2 separate regions of the Mus musculus genome follow, and region 1 is linked to region 2. Evidence: chromatin loops called from intact Hi-C (ENCODE). Cell type or tissue: left cerebral cortex. All regions are shown on one strand. Links, peaks and the distances in the headings refer to the core of each region. The heading gives the core; the rest is flanking DNA. Region 1 holds the start of Pmepa1 (prostate transmembrane protein, androgen induced 1). Region 2 has its middle 12 kb from the start of Gm36911.

Region 1 (8,330 bases), core at 313-8,312, 55 kb before region 2:
AGTAGATGTTCGCTGATCTCAACTTCTGGAGGTGCAGGATGGGGTTCAAACGGGGCACTCACCACCCTGAGTCTACCACCTCCAAGGAGGTCTCAACACAAACAGCCCCAAAACTTTGACTCATTTGTAACCACCGTCCCAGCCAGAGTGAGCCAAGCAGTCCAGACAGAGGCTATTTATAGGAGTCCGGGACAGACATTCACAATGACACACACTGGGGATCCGCGGTGGGCTAGACGCGCCAGCGCTGAGCCCTGGATTCAGACACCTGAACACAAACGGTCCTTAAATCTGGCTGGATCCAGATCATATCCCCAACCCCCGCCACGAGCACACAGCAAATCAGTCACACTGAGATGCAGGAACACTCGGACACGCACTCGGCCGGCACAGACCGCGACTCTGAACCACAGACACCAAAAGACGCGCGGAGACTCAGACAGACAGACTAGCGCACTCTACATACGCACGGAAACCCGGGACGCATCGCCATGGCCACTCCAGACACACGCCAGGAGCCCCAGACACCTCCCGGGCCAGACAGTGTCTCCCCCGCCCGCTCCCCCGCCCAAAGTTGATAAAGAGCCTAATTGCTCCATCGCCGCGGCCCCTAGGGAAAACGGAATGGAAACTTCCCCGACCCGGCTCCCCTGGCCCTCCCAAGAGGCGCGACGTCCCCGCCGAGCCCCGGGTCCGAGTCGGGCCGGGCGGGGCGCGCGCGGCGGGGACCGTGCCAGGCTCGCAGCGCCGCGGGACAAAGCCGGGCCGGCCGCCAGCTGCCGCGAGCCTCCGGGAGGGCGCGCCCCGGGCGCGGCGAGCGCAACCGGGGAGCCTGGGCGAGGCAGGCGCGCGGCCCCCGAGTCCCCACGCGATCCCGATGTCCCGGGCCGGGGATCCCACGGGGCTGTCCCGGGGGGAACAGGGCACACTCACTGATCTCCATGCTGGGGAACAAAGAGCGCTGGCAGTTGCACGCGCAGGAGACATTGGGCTGCCCGGCGGCGGCGGCGGCGGTGCCGTTGACCCCCATCAAGCGGTCACGGGCGGCGCGGGGCGCGAGGCGCGGGGCGCGGGGGCGGCTCCGGCCGGCGCGCGGGGCTCGGGCCCCGCATACAGCGAGCAGCGCGGCGCGGGCTCGGGGCGCCGCCGAGGTCCCCGAGGCGAGCTGGGTCCCCCGGCCGCCGAGCGGGAGCCCCGGGGCGGCGGGCCGTGGCCGCGGGCGGCGTGCGGGGCACGGGCGGGCGGCCGGGGCACGGGGCCGCCGGGCTCAGCCTGCGCGCCGGCCGATCCGCAGCTGAGCGCCGCCGCCCGCTCCTCATTCAAGTCCAAGGAGATCGGGTTGCGCCGCGCGCCCGCGGTCGGAGGCAGGCAGACGGTCTGACGTCAGCGCTAGACGGGGCTGCCGGTTCCCACCGCGCGGGGGCCGCGGAGGGGGCGCGCGCTGCGCCAATCCCCGCCGACGGCCCCCGCACCCTCCTCGGCCCGGGGGGCGGGCCCGTCGCTCGCGGGGCGGGCTCTTAAAGGGCCCGAGCCTAGCGTCCATGTAGACCGGTCGCCGGCGCTGCGTAGACCCAGCGCCCTCGAGACTCCGCAGGCCCGGTCCGCGGGAGCCCCCGTGCCTGCGGCGGTCACAACACAGAACAAGAATCAAGACGAAAAGTTAAGGTGTTCTCCTCTCCAACTCCTGCCCCTGGGGCCCTCCACCCAGGCTTTTGGGGGCACCCGAAGACTATAAGGTTTCTGGGGCGCCTTGGAAGAGTTTAATGCATGGAGATCAGAGCATGGAGGGTCTGGAGTAAAGACCCATCCATAGCTGTATTTCTCAGGAGACTGAGAATTAGTCTGAGCCCCTCCGCAACCCCCAACCCCGCGCGGCTCTTTAACTGGGCCTTTTGGATAGACTGGAATTTCTGTAGACACGCCCCGAGAAGCGCCCCCTGGTCCTTGCCTTGTAAATTAGTGCCCGGGACTGGGGGTGAGAGTGTGTGTGTGTGTGTGTGTGTGTGTGTGTGTTACTATTATGGGACACCCAAGCAGTTACACACCCTCACCCTCTATCTGCCGCCCCAAGGGCCACCGACTGGGTTGTGTGGCTCAGAGTGTAAAAGGGGGTCAAGGGAGGGTGCTTTTTGTTCATTAAGTTTTAATTAATTACTGGAGAGCTATGGGAACCCGTGCTCTGGCTTCAAAGATATTAAACTGTTACATAAGAGGCCTCCCATCCCTAGCGCAAAGCCAGCCTCAAATATGAAGTACGCCTCCTTGACCCATTCCTAAACTTTCAGTCGCCTGGCGTGCCTACTGTGTGCCAGAAGCACACCAGATAGTAATGTCTCCCATAGCAACTTGGGGAGACAAATTATTATTTGGCTTCATTTTACAGCCAGAGAAAGTGTTCGGTTCAGCTAAGCACAGCGGTGAAGGCTCAGGAAGACGGAGCCTAAGTTCTGCACAGCCTGATGGAGTACCTGTCCCTGCCCACGAGGGATCCAAGGACTTTAAGGGGCTGTGTCCCTTGTCATTAAAGAAGGGGAAAGCTTTCACAGGTTTTTGTTATTTATTTTTAATAGACTGGTGAATAGGTGAAGCTGAGAGAATAGTTTTCAGAGCAGCCCAGGAAGTGGGTTCCTCTGCCTAACCTTCCGTGACCTTCCTGGAGGAGCCACCGCGGAGCCCAGTGTCCTCCCAGAGGGAGGTTCCAAGGTGCTTAGTCCATTTGTTTGAAATAGCAGCTCAATCTTGCTTTTTGTTTTTAATATTTATTTTTTTATATATGTATGAATGCTTTGCCTGTGCGTGTCTATGCGACGTGTGTGTCCTTTATGTCAAAGGCCAGAAGGCCATTGATCGATCCTCTGGGAACTGGAGTTACAGATGGTTGTGAGCCACCGTGAGGGTGCTGGAAACTGAACCCAGGTCCTCTGGAAGAACAGTAAAGTACTGTTAAGGGTTGAGCCATTGCTCCAGCTATAAGCTCAGTCTTAAAGCCAGGACAGGGCAGGGGATTCATTTGTTCTTGTTCTAACGCAGGTGGCAACTGTGTCTCTTCCCCACGAGTGCGGGGCCCCAGCCTCACAGTCTTTCAAGATTGGCTAGTTTTAAATGGATCTTGGCAAAGGAAAGGAAGGCTCAGCTGCATCAGGACTGTTCAGTTCTGGGAAGGGGTTGGCGGGATGCTTTGCAAAATCAAAAGGTGGGGGAGATTTACAAAAACATTTTGTAAGTTGGAGGAATTTAAAGGTTTGAATTCCTTTGCATAAAAGTTCCTACAAGGTAGGTGTGTGTGTGTGATTTTGGTTGGGGGTAGGGGGTGTTGTGGAATACTGGCCCCTAGCAGGTTACCCTTTATGGAAAAATATTTTAAAACCATCCCCCCCCCACCCCCATGGGGCCAATAGAGATTGCTATGGCTACAGTCTTCTTCCAGCAATCCGTTCTGCTATTCTATCAACAAACTGTGAGAGTCTGGGACCTTAGCAAAGGAATTCAGTGGCGCAGCTCTCGTCCTTCAGAGGCCTTACAGGAGATCTGGCTTGTCCATCCATGGGAAACGTCTTGACCGTTGGCTATATTGGAAACGAGGAAGCTTTTAATTTAGTTTTTAACATGTGTGCATGCGCATGTATGTGTGTGTGTCAAACTCGAGGCAAGAGTCTGAGCTGCCTGCCTAACATTTCAAAATTCTCCCAGCAGCCCCTGGTCCCTATCTGTTACAGGGTATGGTGGGCATACCCCTGCCCTCTACCCTGAACTCTCCAGCCCTTCCCCCGGAGGCTCTTCTCTATATAACGCATATACAGTTTAGTTACCCGCCCTGTCCTCCTTTTGAACCTTTGACCCCTGGCTGCTCTCCTTGGTTCCCCTCTCTCCCTTGCCCTCCTCCTCTCCCTAACGGTTCAAGGTCATGACCGTTCTAGACTCTCCCTAGTGCGTCTGCCTCCGGCTGTGCTCTCCCACAAGTCTATAATAACTGGTCTCCTACCTAGGAACAGTCCTGTTCTTTCCTTTCTGTTTTGATTATTTTTCATCCAGGTCACATGTGCGTGCATGCCGGTCAGAAAATGACTTGCAAGAGTTGATTCTCCTTCCAGTTGGGTCCCCGGCAATTGAACTGAGGCCCTCTGGCTTGGTGGACAGCCAGGTCCTTAACCTACTGAGCCATCTTGCTGGCCTTTTATGTGTAATGCTAAGTGTGTGGGGGGTACCTGGGGAGGCCAGCAGGGGGCGTCAGATCTTCTGCAGCTGGGGTTGCAGGTGGATGTAAGCTATGCGACATGGGTGTTGGAAACCAAGCTCGGGTGTTCGGGAAGAGAGTTCCTGCTCTTAACCACAGAGCCATCTCTCCAGCCCGAGAGGAGGTAGCTTTTACACAGCAGAGGAGGTTAGACGGTAGCAGGTAGAACCAACCAATAAATTCAATGAGTTGGAAAACAACCAACCTTCCCATTGCCCTGACCTCCCACTGACCTGTCTGGGGTGACAGCTATGACCACCATTTACTGGGTGCTACAGTGTGACCTTACTCTGTTGACCCCATCACAGTAAAAATGAGATTGGATGGCTTCATGGTGTCTGGGCCTACCTGCCGGGCATAGAGCTTAGTGAGCACGGCTGTGTGATCTCAGTTGAGTGTCTTCACCTCAGTTTGTTTTCCTCCTCTGCAAAATGGGACAGCGGGTGATGGCAAGGTCATAACAGGGCTTCAGAGAGGGAGTTCAGGCCTTGAGTGTGTGTGTGCGGGGAGGGGGCGAGCGGGAGGGGGTTGGCAGGGGGAGGGGGAACATAGCAATTCTTGCTCACTGAATCCTCAGGGCACCCCTGGGGAGGGAGGAGTCTGCGATCATTAATGTCCATTTTGCAGGCCAGTAGACTGATGGCTTGCCTATGAAAAGGCCCTTGGCTAAAGCAGTCGGTAGGAGAGGGAAGAGTTCTGGAAAGACCATGGGCTACACTGTTAGCACCCCCCGGGGGCTTTCAGGTGTGGGGGCTGCTGAGAAAATCCAGGACACGTGATTAAATCTGAATTTCAGACACCCCTTGTGCAGTACCAGTATCTACCTCACGGTATTTGGGTCACACCTATGCTAAAGTGTATGTCTGAGCTAAAGCTTTCAATGACCTGAATGAATGGCTGTTATTTGATGGCCCAGGTACCTCTGGTTGTGCTGAGAACTTGGCTGTGAGGCCAGAGCCCACTGTCGGGATGAGTGCCTTCTGTCCAGAGGGAGTGAAGCAGTGTCAAGATGGCGTTAATGAAGGTGGGGGACTCCTTCTGCCAGGAGTGGTGTGCTCCTCACCACCAGGCTAAGGGACACAGGTCAGAGAAAGAGTTTCCTCCCTCGTTCCCTTTGTCAGGTACCCGGGGTTGACACCTGCCCTCGCAATACCCGAGCCACATTCATAACCTTCCTTTTTAAAATAGCTCTATGTTGCCTTGGATGACCTTGAGCTTGCAATCTTTCTGCCTCAGCCTCCCAAGTAATTGTGCTATCATGCCTGGCTAGGTTATTTGTTCATTAGACAACAAACTGTCCTCCTAGTCTAGGCTGGGCTCTGTGTGGCCCACTGGTGTAGGGGCTGAAAGCAAGACAAGCTGAGACCACAGACATGGCAGCTAAGCTGGAGTCAAGGCCCAAGGGGTCCTCTCGCTCTGAAGGCCAGATGGGAGCCATCCTGTCCTGGTAGCGGCCCTCCTGGGGTGCATATTCTTGGAGGTGAGGCAGACCAGACTGTACATGTATGGACATGAATCTGGTGATAACTCAGAGACAGATGCAATGGAAGATCAGACAGCAGAAGGACTGAGGCTAGGAAGCTGGGGCAGCCTTTCTGGGAAGGCAGAGCCAGGTGAGAGTGACGCCACTGAGGTGGCAAATGCCAGGCAGGGTTAAAGCTGTGGGTGGTATTGGAGCTAAGGGCCCTCTTGGTCTCAGGAAGTCTGGAGTTGGGGAATCTATTTCCCAATCCAGCTATGGTCACAGAATTATGAAATGGTTTTGTGTCCCCAGGGAACTGGCGGGGCAGGCCTTTCAGGGACTCCAGACAGCATGGCCCTGTGCCCTACCTCTGAGCTGGATCTGCTCCAGAGGAACATGCAGAGAGAATCGGGCTTGTCCTGGCCATGAGGGGGCTTTGCTTTCTTCGTGGCCAGTGCGAAGCCAGCTGCAGGTTAGGCTCCTTCTCTGAGCCACACACTCACAGGACCTCAGGCTCACTCCAAAGGCCCGGGGCTCGGCTCCCAGATCCTCTGACCATGTTGTCACAAACTGAGTGATGGTTAATACTTTTTGAGCAGAGGCCTTCAAAAGTCCTGTGGCCAGCCTTGTGCAGGTGCCAGATTCACACTGGCTGCCAAATGAGGGTGAGCAGGAGTCAGCATGGGGTTTGACTGGGCCTGATGGAGTCTGGCAATGTCTTTATGGTGCCCACTGGCTGCCAGAGGCTGGGCACTCTGGAAAGTCATGGCTCAGTCAACAAAGGGCTTGCTGTGAGAGACCTCACTGGGGCCAGTCCTCCCCCTCCCTACCTCTGGCCACCGCCCCTTTCACAGGGACCAAGCAGCCGTTGGAGAAGCAGTCCCAGGCAGCCCTAGGTGGTTTCATGACTCACCATCCCAGATCTTCTCCTGGCTTATGACCTTTGAAAGTCCTTCCAGCTGAGGCATTTCCCCCAGGTCATTCCCAGCATGCCTTGAGCCAGGCTTAGTCTCTCTGGACTTTCTCCAGGCATGTTTTACTTAATGTTTATCGGGGCCTGCCTGCCCCTCACATTCTTCCTTGTAATTCCATAAATATGCCTGGGGTCCCACCGGGAACTAGTTCTTACGATACTGTACCACACAAAACCTGGAGTCCAAGCTATTATTGTTCTCATTTGACAAAGGAGGGACACTGGGGTTTGAGGTAAGGGTGAGTTTAGGAGGAGATGCGGAAGCTGGATGCTTGGGTCTGAAACCACAGTGGGGCAGATGGCCCTCTGCATCCCTGCCCTGACCCCACCCTTCTGCCTCGGTGCTGCTAGACATCTCAGGCCCCTCCAACCTTGTGAACTCCAAGATCTCCATTCACCTTTCTTCATTGTTCCCCTTTTATACAAGCTTATCTAGGAGGCAGAATGGCTGTGTCTACAGCAAGGCCAGAGAAGCTGGTGAGGTGAGAGACAGACACTTCTGGATGCCTCGTGAGTGACCTGGCCCAGTGACCTCACCTCGCCGAACCTAGGTGGCAGCGGGGCAGAATTTCACAATGAGGGTGAAGAGCAGTAACTCCGCAGAAGCAGCCTATGCATGCTCATGAGGTCCTGATTGCTGGCACTTGCCTGGCCATGTCAGGAAGACAAGCCCGCATAGCTTCTTCCCTGTGGGTCCCCATGGCCTTTGAGCTCTGTGGCGCAGTAGAGGCTCTGTGGTTCTCTGAGGACGGCCAGTCACATAAGCATGCAGATCATACTGGAGGCAACTTCATTCCTTGATAATGGCTCTTTCCTCTCTGCCCACTGTGTACCAAGTACCTAGAAGCCTGTTCAGCACCTACCAAGAACAAGTACTTCCCTGGTTATAGCAGAGAGCCATAGCGTGTCAATGTGCACGTGTGTGTACATGTTGCATGTGTGGTGAGCTTGTGAATACACGCTATTTTCATGTATATATGTGCACCTGCAGATCCATGCAGTGTGATCCCTGTGTGTCTAGCGTAGCAAGTTTTCTTGATTGTGTATTGCATGTTAAGTGTGAACACAGGAACTTAGCTGTAGGGCACACATGTCACCATGCTTTAAGGTCCCAACAGTAAGCCAAAGAGGCTTAGCTCAACAGCCATGACATCCATGCCCAAGACAATGGCATCTGTCTGTCCCCGTCCTTCACATCGGTCCCCACTCCAGAGGACAGCTGATTCCTGAAAGACAGGCTTTGGAACTGCAGCAGGAAGGCAGAAGGCAGAAAGGAGGGAGGATGAGAAGGAAAGGACCCTTTCAGACAGTCCTGTCTGCTCACGAGTAAGCCGAGGGAGGCCTGGGACGGACACCATAGCTTAGGTAAGGTGTTTCTGAAAGCCAGAGCTGAGCCCAGGCTCCCTCCTGGCTCTAGACGGAAACCCTCGGGCTCCTTGTTGGTTTTCAGTAGCCTGGTGTCTACACCTTTATACTGCAGGTTGAGCTTCAGGCTGCCTGAAAGAGTCCAGATGTTCACTGTATGGCTAAACACTCCCCAAAGAACTATCTTCAAGTTGACTTAATGGGTCAGAAGTACTTGCAAAAATTTCTGCATCTGTTGTCAAGAATAATGCATGTAACTGGTTAATACTATAAAGTGGTTCTCACCTATGTGATGG
Region 2 (8,330 bases), core at 208-8,207:
AGGTCGAGGTCAGATATTGGTTCAGCTCCTGGAAAGAGATCTGGGATACTGTTCCCAGAGGGCAGAAGAGGGATGCTGGCCAGACAGGGAGTACTGGGCCTGCAAGGGATACTGCATGGGATGAGGGGCACCCATGACAGAATGCAGGGTCCCAGGTGACTCTTGGTGAGACCCATTAGCTCATACGCGACTTTCAGCAGAAAACCTGACTTAAGTTTAGCACTGGGCTCCAGGACTGTTCAATATGCATGTGCTAGACAGTGCACAAGAGGAGAAAGAAGGCCTGATGTGCCAACGAGGCCTCAATTAGAAAGAAACTAGAGATGAAATCTGTCCAAGCTCTATTCTGTGTCTGATCTGCCTGCAGCCTATGGCTCTGGCAATTCACAGCAGGCATCCAGCTACTCTTGACCACTCTGCATCGCCGAGGTTGGGGAGGAGTGGGTGTCTTTGTCTGGCCTCACAGTCTTCTCTTGGTTCCTTGGGGGTGCATCTAAAGGTGCTGACATGTGCCTGTCCGTGGCTGGGGTGCTGTCTTAGCCAGGGCAGCCAGAGCCTGTTGCAGGATTGCTTACAGCCCCATGGGTGTTATTCTAGATCCCAGGGCACAGACTCTGTCAGACCTCTGGGCCTCAGCTTCATTCTCCCCATTAGGCCTGACGTCTCTCAGAGACACCGGTCAGGTGTCAGGCTAGGCCACTCTTGGGTCTGATAGTGTCTAGCTCCAGGCACTTCACAAAAGCCAGTTAGACTGTCAGCCTCAGAGCTGGAAGAGGCAGCCAGAGGTGCCCTCCCCACGCTGTGTTCCTGCCTAAAATACTACAGAGATGTCATGGGACCCAGGGCAGGGCCACCAGACTCCCCACCCCAGACTATCCCTTCCCGCTGCCCCAGACTATGACCCCTACCCTCCTTTTCCTTATTGTGCTTACCCCTGGGGGTAAAACATTTCCTGGCTATGGCTGAACTTACCCATCACTAAGTTTGGGTCTAGAACAATGCAGCCTGAGGTCTTCATAAATTGGTGGCTTCCTGTGACTTGTCATGACACTCGCTAGTATACAGAGCAATCTCATGTGTATGTGTGTGTGTGTGTGTGTGCATATGTGTGTGTGTATGAGTGTATGTGTGAGTGTGTGAGTGTGTGTGTGTGTGTGTGTTGCGTCAAAGCATCTCTCAGCATGGACTGGGTGTCCCATGAAAGCATCTGCTTCTGTCCCTTGGTGACCCTCCACCCCCTTCCCCAAGTAACACCACAGAAAGGGAGAGACACACACAGAGATAGAGACAGACACAGAGAGACAGTGACAGAGAGACAGAGACAGACATAGAGACAGATACACAGACTAGTCTGCACCCAGCTGCCTCAGTTCTCCCAGCAGTGCTTATGAATAAAGAAGCTTGCTCAATTGCAATTCTAGAATACATTAATAATTGACCAAAGATCATTCAAAGACTGACTTCAGAAATCTTTATGCTAGTCTGAACTTTTCTATTTTATACAGTTTCATTTTGCATGCGTATGTTTTAGCACAGGCAAGCCCTGCCTGTGTTCAATCTCCAGACTAAAAACAATAAACAAGAACCAGAACTGTGTGAACTGTGAGCCATTTGCACTGTGTTTCCCCCAACTCAGTGTGAACTGTGAGCCATTTGCACTGTGTTCCCCCAACTCAGTGTGAACTGTGAGCCATTTGCACTGTGTTCCCCAACTCAGTGTGGACTCTGAGCCCTTCATCCTGTGTCCTCAACTCAGTGTGAACTGTGAACCCTTTGTGCTGTGTCCCTTCAAATCAGTGGGAACTCTGAGCCCTTCATCCTATGTCCCCCCAACTCAGTGTGAGCTGTGAGATCTTCTCCCTATGTCCCCTCAAGTGGGTGTGAACTGTGAGTCCTTTGCCTTGTGTCCCCTCAACATGGTGTGAACTGTGAGCCCTTTGCCTTGTGTCCCCCCCCAACATGGTGTGAACTGTGAGCCCTTTGCCTTGTGTCCCCTCAACATGGTGTGAACTCTGAGCCCTTTGCCTTGTGTCCCCCCCCCAACATGGTGTGAACCGTGGGCCACTTGCCTTGTGTCCCCCCCAACATGGTGTGAACTGTGAGCCCTTTGCCTTGTGTCCCCCCCAACATGGTGTGAACTATGAGCCCTCTGCTTTGTGTCTCCAGTGGAAGCTTTGCACACAGCTGCACTTCGGTGTGACACATAAGAAAGTGCATCAACAGCACCTTTGTATATTCTTTGGCTTCCTTAGGAATTCTTGTATTCATTTTGGTTGTGGATTCTAGTCACATGACTGCCTGTGCAGGCTCCTTTCTCTATTACCCCAGCTGAGACACTGAGGAGTTGGGACACCACTGGGAGCCAAGTCACCTACAGGTGGTAAAGCTATATAATTTCTCCTAACAGAATCTGTAACAGCCAGGCAGACTGTCTTAGTTAGATTTCTATCACTGTGATAAACACACCACCAAAAGCAACTAGGGGAGGAAACATTTAGTTCTGCTTCCAGCTCTCAGGTCATTCCTGAGGGAAGTCATGCAGGAACTCAAGGCAGGGACTGGGAGCAGAGATCTTTGAGGAATGATGCTCACTGGCTTGCTCCTCATGGTGTGCTTAGCCCCCTTCTTTATATAACCCAGGACCACCAGCCTCAGGGTAGCATTGCCCATAATGAACTGGACTCTCCCACATCAATCATTGATTAAGAAAATGTCTCATACAAAGAGTGGAGCAAAGACTGAAGGAAAGGTCATCCAGAGACTGCCCCATCTAGGGATCCATCCCATATGCAGACACCAAACCCAGACACTATTGCTGATGCTAAGAAGCACTTGCTGACAGAAGTCTGGTATAGCTGTCCCTTGAGAGGCTCTGCCAGAGCCTGACCAATACAGATGTGGATGACGTATGCAGCCAACCATGGGACTGAGAGTGGGAACCCAGTGGAGGAGTTAGAGAAAGAACTAAAGGAGCTAAAGGGGTTGCAACCCCATAGGAAGAACAACCATATCAACCAACCAGACCCCCCCCCCCCCAGAGCTCCCAGGGACTAAACCACCAATCAAAGAGTACACATGGAGGGACCCATGCCTCCAATTGCTTATGTAGCAAAGGGTGGCCTTATTTGGCATCAATGGGAGGGGAGACCCTTGGTCGTGTGAAGGCTCGATGCCCGAGTGTAGGGGGATGCTAGAGTGGTGAGGTAGGAATGGGTGGGTGGGTGGAGGAGCACTCTTATAGAAGCAGGGGGTAGGGGGGATGGGATAGGGGGGTTGCAGAGGGGAAACCAGGAAGTGGGATAACATTTGAAATGTAAATTAATAAGATAACCAGTAAAAAAAAGAAAGAAAGGAAGGAGGGAAGGAGGGAGGGAGGGAGGAAGAGAGAGGGAGAGAGAGCGAAAGAGAGAGAGAATGAGAGAGAGAGAGAATGAGAGAGAGAGAGAGAGAGAGAGAGAGAGAGAGAGAGAGAGAGAGAGAGAGAAATGTCCCATAGGCTAGCCTACAGGCCAGTTTTATGGAGGCATTTTCTTAATACTGGTTGCATCTTCTCAGATAATCTCACTTGTGCTGAGCTACAAAGATACTTACTACCCAGCACAATGACCCACAGACCATGTGCATGGCCAATCTCTGTCACCAGATTCCACTATCCATTGCCTGCCTGGACTTGGTGTAGAGCCGGAATCCCAGGCCACTGGAATTCAGACTCCTCTGTGGAGATAGCTAGAGGTGCAAATGGCTCAGTATCCTGCCAGAGAGGCCCAGCCCAGCCCAGCCCAGCCCAGCCTCACAGGTTTGTGCTGCTTGTCTGAGACCCACCCACTAAGTAAGAAATAAGCAAGACACAAGTCAGGGTCCTAGTTTGGCCTGACCCTGTGCTGGTAGCCACAGCAGGCCATTCCTATGGGGCAAGCATTTGCCTCACAGCCAGATTCTATTCTGTCCCATCCTATTTCAGCTTATCTTTTACCCCTGCGCAGAGGCTCTGGGAGACTGGTAGCCCCACCCTGTGTCTCTAACTCAGACTTGTACATCCCCTGTCTCAGTGCAAGGATTTTCCATTGCTTCTGGTCTCCCAGACCCGAGAAAGGACAGCACACAGACACCTCCCCTGTGACAGCAGAACAATTGGGGTCTTCCCAGAGATGTTTGCCCTTGGTCTTGGATACTTGTTGATGCGACTGGGGTACAGAGAAAGGAGACCTGCTTCCCTGTACGCAGTTAAAAGGTGACAATTTCGTGATTAATCCACAGGGTCTGTCGCCTGCCTGTTCCCTCTGGTCTTGACTTCAGAAGCCAGCCAGACCTCTTCTTCAAAACCACGACTGTTGTATGTGCGTTTGACCCTCACCGGGACAGGGCCATTTTCTCCCACACCCCCCATTCCCTTCAGGGGTGCCTGCCTCATTTGGTATCCAGAGCTCTGATGACTTCTGTGGATCCACAATGTTTCCAAAACATCCCCTTCTTTTCCTACCCCTGGGGAGAAGCCTGGAATTTGGGATATTCATCTTGCCTGGTGAGCAAAAGCTTAAATGAAATCCGCTTTATCTGCGGGAAGCTGTCAGCTGATAAAAAGGGCAGGGAATTAACACACGGGTAAGCCAGGAGCTCCAGACAGCAGCGCCTAGCTTTCCACTCAGTTCCTGCAGAAGCCGCCGCCGGGGGGACTTCAGTGTCTGACCCCCAAAACCTGTCTAGACGTTTCAGACATTTGGTAAACAAATGAATTGCTGCATAGGCAGCTGGAGCAGAGCAGGGGGTGTCTGCCACCTCAGGGCGACTGCAGGAAGATTCACACCCGGCTGGAAATGCTCTCCCGGAGGATAACAAACACAGCAGCTTCCCTGCTTTCCAGAAAGTTCTTTTCTGGGCCAGAACCCCATGAAGGAGCCTCCATTTCTCCTGGGAAGTGTACTTTTGATTTCTAAAGATGTTTTCCCATTTCCACAGCCATATGGGAGATGCGGGTTCCCCAGAGTGTGTCTGTCAGACCTACAGTGAGAGGAACAGCTGGCGGCTGTCTTTTTAGGCCATGCCCTGTCCTTCATGTTCCAGTGAACTTCTCAGAACCCTGGTTCAGGGAGGCGGAGGCTGGAGATCAAGGCAGAGGCAGGTGCAGATGCTACCGTGTGTTAACTTTTGGGTTCCACAATCTCACATCCAGGGATGCCACTTTGCTATGTGTGGGAGGGAGGTTGCAAGGTGATGAGAAAAAGCCTCCTGCTTTTTATGCATGGGAAAGAAAAAAGGCCGGTAAAGAGAGGCCTCCTGGACCAGGTGACGCTGGGCAAGGGACGCAGGAAGGGGCATGGTGATGTGTCCCTAGCCTGCTTCTCCTCACAGCACTTGCCTTTTCAGAAGGCTGGTAGCCAGGTCACCGCTGCACCCAAGGGCACTGGGACAGTGGGGTGTTATGGAGCCACCGGGGGGGGGGGGGCTGGAGGCGTTCTGACCAGGGTGAGAGGGTAGCTGCAAGCTGTCACTCACAAAAGTGTTTTCCAGAAGCTCTCCAGAGCACCTTAGACATCAGTCCTCAGAACACTGGGTTTTCTGGTCTCTGCCTTCTCACCCTGCCTGTCCGTGGTAGCGGTGGGGGGGGGTGGGGGAGTGGGAAGAGAGAAAGGAGCTGAGTACAGCTGGCTGCCCTGTTTGTCTCTTTCTCTGGGCCAGAGAACAGTCCCGTGAGTGGAGTGACCGGGGTCCAGACGTCTCTGCCAGCTGGCAGGAAGACAAGCAGGCTGTCTGGCTGCAGAGCCTCCGGTGTGGTGAAGGAGGTAGGAGCTGAGCGACAGAGGAAGGAAACCGGAGGCTGAGTGAGATCCTCAGGCCTGGGATTCAGGAACAACTTTTTATTGTTCCGTCCTGCAGACAGCTTGGGAAAGTGCCCCCGTCTCTGCACAAGTGGGTCTCCAGTCTCAAGTCATTGCTAAATAACACTTTCCAAGATTCTGACTCTGGAAGGATGTGACAATCTCCATCACGGCCAGGGTGCAGGGTGTGTGTGCAGGTTGTGTGTGTGTGTGTATGTGTGTATATGGTGTGTGTGTGTATGGAGGCTATGTGTGTGTATGCACGTGTGTGCAGGCTGTGTGTGTGTGCGTAGACTGTGTGTGTATATATGTGTGCAGGCTGTGTGTGTGTGCAGGCTGTGTGTGTGTGCAGGCTGTGTGAGTGTGTGAAGGCTGTGTGAGTATGTGCAGGTGCATGCTGTGCGTGCATGCTGTGTGTGTGTATATGCAGGCTGTGTGTGTGTGTGTGTGTGTGTAGGGTGTGTGTATGTGTATGCTGTGTGTGTATGCAGGCTGTGTGTGTGTGTGTGTGTGTGCAGGCTGTGTGTATGTGTATGCTGTGTGTGTGTGTGTGCATGCTGTGTGTGTGTGCATGCTGTGTGTGTGTGCAGGCTGTGTGTGTGTGCTGTGTGTGTGCATGTGTGTGTGTGTATGTACACAGAAGTGGTATTGGCACAGCCAGACAGGACAGGAACAGGGCTTCAGGCTGGGCAGGGGCCATAGGGGCTCCACCTACCCCATGCACCAACACTCCTCACTCCAAAGTTCCCAGTCTATTGTCCCTTAACCCCAGAGTCTGGGAAATTTAGTAACTACATATGTAACTCAGGCAAAGGAACAATTGAAGAAGCTGAACAAACCAGAAACTATACACTTCAGAAACTTCCAGAAACTATGCACTTCATTATCCTTCAAAATATACTGTGTGACCCAAGCTGTTCTCAGACTCTGGCCAGTCCTCCTGTCTCAGCCTCCTAAGTGTTCAGATTACAGATTTACACCACTAGGCCCGGATTAAATCATGACTCTTGACAGCCAGACTTCTTCCTCTTAGGGCCAAACATGGCTGCTGAACCTCATGATATGCCTGTGGGTGTAGCTTGTAGTGTGAACAAGGCCTGAATGTGACATCTTGGGAGCACTCCACCGTGCTCTGAGAACACTGATACCATGAAAAGTCCCCACCGGAACAGCTGGAGAGACGGCTCAGCAGTAAAGAGCACTTGCTGCTCTTTCAGAGAACCCAGGTTTGGTTCTCAGCACCCTCACAGTGACTCACAACCATTCGTCCCTTCACTTGCAGGGGATCAGACTCCCTCTGTTGACCTCTGGGCAGCAGGCATGCACATAGTACATAGACACGAACGCAGGCAAAACACGCGCATACATCTGCATTGGTTACTTTCTATCGCTGCGATAAAGCCCTGTGACTGAGGTCACTTTTAATCCCACTGGTCGAGAATAAGACCACTATTAGGATTTTTGAGCCAATTTTGAAGTAATTTTATTAAAAACTGGCCAGAATGATGGACATTGGCCAGGCCCAAACCCAGGATTCCCCAAAAATAGCTGTGAATTCTGTTAGTTCTGTGTTTCTACAGGCAACACCCTCAAGACTACATACTTCCTGCCTTGGTCCAGTTTGCCGCAAGCATGCATCCTGGTGCACTTCCTGCCTACATAACTCCCACTTCCGTGTGGTCAAGCGCAGCCTGTGCCGTCGGGGCAACCAACCTTGTTTAGAGAAGTGAAAGCACATGGCTTGTTAGTGTGCATGAGCAAAAGCATTCCAGAACCTCAGGAAGTTATTTGGCTTTGGGCAAGTGGGACTTATAGGCTAGAGGCATTTTTGTTTTATAGATCTCTTAAGCATAGCAATCTTAACTTGAAACATAACTTTAGTTGGGCTTTGTGGTTCCAGAGGGTTAGGGTTCATGATAGTAAAGCAAAGACATTTGAAAGCTCATTTATCTAAATGCAAGCCAGAGAGAGAGAGAGAGAGAGAGAGAGAGAGAGAGAGAGAGAGAGAGAGAAGAAGAAGAAGAAGAAGAAGAAGAAGAAGAAGAAGAAGAAGAAGAAGAAGAAGAAGAAGTAAAAATGGTGCAGGTATTTTTAAAACCTCAAAGACCTGTGACATACCTCCTCCAACAAGGCCACACCTCCATATCTTCCTCAAATAGCCACCAACTGGGGACCAAGTAGATCACTCTCATTTAAACCACCGCATACACACAAATAAAATGCATCTCAAACAAACAAACTCCCAATGTTCCCCTATGTATTTCTGTTATTTTGAATCTCACTGTTGTTGTTCTGAGACAAGGTCTCATGTAGCCCAGGCTGGCTTCAAACTTGCTATGTAGCTGAGGATGGCCTTGAACTCATGCCCCCCTCCCTCTACCTCCCTAGTGCTAGGATTACAGATGTGTGGCACCGCTCGTTTGGCTTGTGTGATTTACATGGACAATGGATGACTCCTGTACAATGTAAGAGGCCTGGGCAGAGTTCTCTGTGTGTTGGCCCAGGGATGCTACA

The links. A loop is a pair of places that touch in the nucleus more often than their neighbours do. Peaks named below come from ENCODE experiments on the same cell type or tissue, not always from the same donor. Only the 100,000 strongest peaks of a DNase experiment are listed, where the experiment ranks them.
Region 1: it touches region 2 in a loop (2.8-fold over the local background); 10 of 42 quality-filtered maps call a loop at or near these places.

The regions. Positions count from the first base shown.
Region 1 is chr2:173,275,155-173,283,484 of GRCm38, forward strand. Pmepa1 (prostate transmembrane protein, androgen induced 1) reads right to left here and starts at 1,379. Exons shown (of 4, transcript NM_022995.3): 1 at 934-1,379. The coding sequence starts at 1,030. In left cerebral cortex, for the core only: CTCF peaks have their summits at 1,408, 4,196 (motif pointing right) and 5,057; DNase peaks (open chromatin) are centred at 373, 884, 1,418, 1,915 and 1 more place; H3K4me3 peaks cover 1,487 bases; H3K27ac peaks cover 1,064 bases.
Region 2 is chr2:173,330,354-173,338,683 of GRCm38, forward strand. No RefSeq gene overlaps it. Among named protein-coding and RNA genes, the nearest start is that of Gm36911, 12 kb to the right of the region's middle. In left cerebral cortex, for the core only: no CTCF peak of the experiment used is centred there; DNase peaks (open chromatin) are centred at 4,798, 5,735 and 7,489; H3K27ac peaks cover 707 bases.